Linked DNA regions of Homo sapiens: region 1 is linked to region 2. A link is a contact called in ENCODE Hi-C or POLR2A ChIA-PET data. All regions are on one chromosome and are shown on one strand. Each heading gives the region's core, a stretch centred on a gene start or an enhancer-like site at or near the end of the contact. The rest is flanking DNA. Distances are from core to core; before and after follow the strand shown.

What was found. A loop is a pair of places that touch in the nucleus more often than their neighbours do. ChIA-PET counts read pairs that join two places held with the same protein, here RNA polymerase II (POLR2A). Pooled maps may share reads with other maps.
Region 1: a loop to region 2 is called in a map of IMR-90, with 2.1 times the contacts of the local background. The contact joins two enhancer-like sites. A Hi-C loop is called at or near these places in 1 of 168 maps with a recorded cell type or tissue (IMR-90) and 1 of 50 pooled maps. POLR2A ChIA-PET finds 5 or more read pairs at or near these places in 1 of 52 experiments (PC-3).

The regions. Positions count from the first base shown.
Region 1 is chr12:115,134,587-115,137,286 of GRCh38, reverse strand. No RefSeq gene overlaps it. Among named protein-coding and RNA genes, the nearest start is that of TBX3, 450 kb to the right of the region's middle. Within about 2 kb of position 1,431, at least 7 of the 41 ENCODE cell types and tissues checked have a DNase peak (open chromatin) inside an H3K27ac peak, as active enhancers do.
Region 2 is chr12:114,812,034-114,814,733 of GRCh38, reverse strand. No RefSeq gene overlaps it. Among named protein-coding and RNA genes, the nearest start is that of TBX3, 130 kb to the right of the region's middle. Within about 2 kb of position 1,258, at least 6 of the 41 ENCODE cell types and tissues checked have a DNase peak (open chromatin) inside an H3K27ac peak, as active enhancers do.

The sequences.
Region 1 (2,700 bases), core at 182-2,681, 320 kb before region 2:
GCTCTCAAATCGCTTGAAGGAGGAAATATATTTGAGCCTTACAAGGGCCTGGCATTCCCTCGATCTTTTCTTTTGGGTGTTCTGGGAGTCTCCTATCCACTTTTTTTGTTTTTTTTCAGTGTCTCCTGTTTTCTTTTCTTTCTTTGTAGATGAGTATTATTTGCCCTATTAAAAATCTCCCCAGACTTGGCAGTGCTAGTCTCAGCATTAGGTGGTTCAAACCTTAGCAGTGCCCAGTCATTATCTCAGAATCTCTCATTCCAAATTCCCAGGGCAAAGAAATTGAATTGGCTTAGCCTGGGCCAGGAATCCAACATGTGGTCACAGAGGAAAGGTATGGCAGCCCCCTCTGGGACTGCAGAGGGACAAATTTTCCAAGGGAAGATTAGGTAAGAAAGAACCTCACACAATTCATTACACACAGTAGGTGCTCAATAAACATTACTATTTATTCTTACGTTTTCCTCTTCTTCATTTTACAACTCCTTCATTCTTTTATTTTTCTCCTCACCATACCCTTCCTCCTCCTTTTCTTCTTCCTCCTCCTCCTTCCCTTGCTCCTTCTTCTTCATCTTAATATTATCAATGGTATTTGTATTACTATTAGCATAACTTTCATTTCTCAAAATCTCTTCCTTAATTTTGAATGTGAAGAAATGAGAAAATAATTCGATTTCTAAGCATAAGTTTTAGAAAAGATCCTCTTTGATTCTTAATTCCATCTTTAAAATGAAGCTAATGATAACTGACCCCTCATGTTATGGAGCAGTTGGGAGAGCAGAACACAATAATGAATTTCAAAGAGTTTTGTCAATGTGAGCATTGTCGTTACTGAGAATGTCCCTCTCTGTGCCCCATCCTCTTGAAATTGCTAATAACAATATAGTATTCAGTCTGTGTTTTTCTAGTACCCACAAAAATAAGTGCCATCTTAAGACTAACTAATTTCTCCAAAAAACAATGCAGACCTCCCTTTTTTTAAACAAGATATTTTTCTCCAGTGGATTTAATTAGATCATGGTTCAGTGGACCCCAATAAGTGCCCTTGAAGACTTTGCTCTTGTCCCTTTGAAATGGCACAGTCTATAAAAACCAAAACAGAGACGTGCTCCTTATTACACTATTATTTAATCTGGATTCTCTCCAGCCTGAGCCCTTCCAGACAACAGCAGCTTCCAGTGGAGTGGGTGATGGGAGGCCGGCCTCAGAATAAACACCATGTGATTCCTGGAATTTGGAGGCTGTCTCTTTCCACTGCCCTTGCACTCTCTTCGTCGGCAGATCCTGGGTGCCGGGCAGCTTTATTACATCCTGGCGTGACCGAGGCAGCCACTTAGCTTGTCAACAGCCAGCAGCCAAGAGAGGAGTCTTCCATCAGTGCCTGACGCTTGGCCAAGTCCCCCATTGGCTGCAATGGGCCACATCCTTAGTGAGAACAGAACCTGAACAATTGGGCTTTTGTGCTGATGGTGACCTGGGTGCTGCCTGATCTGGATTAGACCGGCTAGAGCACAGGAGATGGGTGAAATGTGCTCATGTTCAGGACCCCTGTGCCAAGGGCTTTTTTAAGGAGGAAGTGTAGAGTCAGACAGACTGGGTTTGAGTGTTGTGTGACCTTGCAGCTGCCCTTACCAAGATATTGTTTTCTTTTTTGAAAAATGGACATAATATCTACTTCTCAGATTTTTCTCTAGATTATGTACAATAATGTATTTAAGCATCTGGTAGAAACCTGGGCCATATCACCAATTCAAAAATCAATAGCTGTTATTCCTATGTGTGAACTTGAGATTATAGGCAGGGCAGTAGATCCAACCCCACTTTTTTGTTTCAACGCAGTTAGAGTTTTGAACTGCACACATTAAGTATGCATATGCCAAACAAATTTAGCCAAAAGGTACTTTTAACATTTTTTAAAATTTAGAAATAGAACCTACAAATAGAAAATATGCATAAATGATCAATTTAATGATTAAATCAAGTGTGCATGCAACTATCACCTAGGTCAAGGAAAAAAAATATTACCAGCACCCAGAAGCCTTCCATGTCACTTCCCAATTACATCCACCTACATTCAACCTAGAGATGACCCCTACTATGACTTTTATGATAATTATCTTCCAGGCTTTCCTAATAAATTTTGCCACCTATCTATGTACCAATTAACAATGTAGTGTACAGTTGCATAGATTTAAACTTCATAAAATGAATCATACAGTGTGTATTATTTCTGTCTTTTTTAATCATTGTGATGTTTGAAAGATTGATCAATGCTCTCACATGTAGCTGTAGTTCATTCATTTTCATTGCTGGAGAATAGTCCACTACTCAGAACTGTGTCTTTGAAACAGTTATAAAGCAGCCTGCTAACTCCTGTGTGGTGCAGAGCCTTCGAAGATGGTCACCATGCGTTCCTCCCCATCTGTACATGCGTGCTGTCCCACTGCAATGGTGGACTCTGCCCTCCTCTCCTTGACCCCAGGATGGCCTGGTGACTTGCCTTGGCCTACACAATGTGAGAAAATGACCTTCTAAGATTTCTGGATCCGGGGCTTAATATGATTAGCAGTTTCTGCCTCTTTGAAGGCAGCATCATTTAAGAAGTTCAGTGACCTCAAGCTCACCATTCTGTGATATAAAGCCCAGGGTATCTATGAGAAAGGCCATGTGGGGAGAGAGAGCAATGCTCAAGTAGGCCCC
Region 2 (2,700 bases), core at 9-2,508:
AAGCAGTGTATTATTTTAAAGAAAAGGTGAATTTTCTTTTAGACATAGCCCATCAGACTATGGCTTGGGGACTAAAAAGAAATGTCACCCAACAAAATATAATCTGGGTATATGTACGTTTGGGGATGAGGGATGAAAACATGAGTAGATGAAGAAAGAGAAGAAAACATTCCTTTAGACCAGGCTCAGTGGCTCATGCCTATAATCCTAAAGCTTTGGGAGGCCGAGGCAGGAGGATCACTTGAGGCCAGGAGCTCGAGACCAGCCTGTGGGCAACATAGCGAGACCTCATCTCTTCCAAAAATTTTAAAATGAGCTGGGGGTGGTGGTAAGCTACAGTCCCAGCTACTCAGGAGGATGAGGTGGGAGGATGGCTTGAGCCTGGGAGTTCGAGGCTGCAGGGAGCTGTAATTGCATCACTGCACTCCAGCCTGGGGGCAACTGAGCATGACCTGAAAAAAAAAAGAAAGAAAGAAAAAGAAGGAAGGAAGGAAGGAAAGAAAGAAAAAAGAAAGAAGGGAGGGAGGGAGGGAAAGGAAGAAAGAAAGAAAAGGAAGGAAGGAAGGAAGGAAGGAAGGAAGGAAGGAAGGAAGGAAGAAAAAAAGAAAGAAAGAAAGAAAAAGAAAGAAAGAAAGAGAGAAAGAAAGGAAAGAAAAAAAGGAAGGAAGGAAGGAAGACAGACTTTCCTCCAAATACATTTTTATACCTCTGGTTATTGAACCCAAGCAACCTTATTACCTACTCCCAAGATGAAATTTACAAACATACATCATGCAGGAGAGTAGCCTAATGTCCGCATGGTCCCCCCCAGCCCCGACCCCACCCCCCGCCATGCACACCCCCCGTCCCCACCCCTGATCGCAAACAAGGGCATTGCTTTGTGTCTCCCCTTAAGGCAGTTTGTAAAGAGCCCGAGTAAGGAGCGAAAACAAGGGCAACCCTCAAACAAGTTGTTGGACTTCGCCAAGCAACTGGCCTCCCCATCGCTAATTAAGTTAATCCGGGTGGGTTTTTCTTTTCTTTTCTTGCCTGATTCCCTCCTGCAGAATCAGCAGGAACACCAAAGAGAAATGTTCATGGTAACCCGCCAAGCAGGCCTTCTCTTCAGCTGACAAGATGCATTAACGCCACAGAGAAGGGAAACTTCCCCCCTACACCACACGAGTAATAAAAAACCTGTTTTGTTTTCAGCTGACCACACAGCGCATGTGCCAGGGTAAATAGATCTCCTTTCTGCGGCTTTTCACCCCCTTCTCCTCCACCATCCCCACCCTCTTTCCATGTTTGGGGAGTTTTGATATGTCATAACATTGTGTCTGTTTATCTGAAATATTTCCACTCAAAATGCTTGTTTGCTCAACCAGACTGACATGTTGACATAGCTCCCGACAGCTGAGTGACTCCGATTGAAATAAAATGTAAAGTAAACACATTTGCATACAGTTTATATACAGCCTGGGTCTGAGGAAGCAGAGGAAGTAGGGAGATTGAAATCCGAATTTCTTATCTTCCATCACCCCGGCCTTCAGGGACCCTCCCTTCTTTTTTCCAGCTCTCTGTTCCCGAAATGCCTCCTGAGTCATAGGCTCAGCCTGCCTTTGGGGGTCCGAAAAACATCCTTTCTAGTTTCTGCCTGATCTAGTTTCTTCCCTTCCTCGACGGGTGCGTTTGAAGGCCTGAGTAATTTTCTTACGAGCTCTGAGAGCATGAGCCCAGGCGAATCCAAACAAACGAGCTGTGTGTGTTTGAGCAGATTCCATCCTTCTTTGAGCCTCTTTTTGTGAAATGAGGGAGTTGCACTCAAGTTGATCTCTTGGAGATTTCCAATGTTGATCTTCTGTGTAGCCTGTCTCAGATACTCAGGAACACCACACTTTTAATGGTTGAGCTGTCCTGTCCTGGCACACAGAGACTAACTTGCTTTTTTTTTTTTTTTTTCTTCTTTTTTTTTGAGATACGCTTTTACCCTGTCGCCCAGATTGGAGTGCAGTGGTGTGGTCCCAGCTCACTGCAGCCTCCAACTTTTGCCTTCAGGCCATCCTCCCACCTCAGCCTCCCAAGTATCTGAGGTTATAGCCACAAGTCAGCACACGCATTGAAACCAATTTTCTCTTTCTTTTGTTCTCTTCCTTTTTTCTTTCTTTCTTTCTTTCTCTTTCTTTCTCTTTCTTTCCCTCTTTCCCTCCTTCCTTCCCTCCCTTTTCTTTTCTTTTCTTTTTTTTTCTTTTTCTGACACAGAGTCTTGCTCTGTAGCCCAGGCTGGAATGCAGTGGTGTGATCTCAACTCACTTCAACCCCCACCTCCCGAGTTCAAACAATTCTCCTGCCTCAGCCTCCCAAGTAGCTGGGATTACAGGTGCCCACCACTATGCTCAGCTAATTTTTGTATTCTTAGTAGAGACGAGGTTTCACCATGTTGGCCAGGCTGATCTTGAGCCCTTGACCTCGTGATCTTCCCACCTCTGCCTCCCAAAATGTTGGGATTACAGGCGTGAGCCACTGCACCCGGTCCCTTCCTTCCTTTTCTTTTTTGAGACAGGCTCTCACTCTGTTGAGCAGGCTAGAGTGCAGTGACATGATCACAGCTCACTATAACCTCAAACGCCTAGACTCAAGAGATCCTCCCATCTCAGCCTCCCAAGTAGCTGGGACTACAGATGCATACCACCAATCTGGCTAATTTTTTTAAATTTTTTCAGC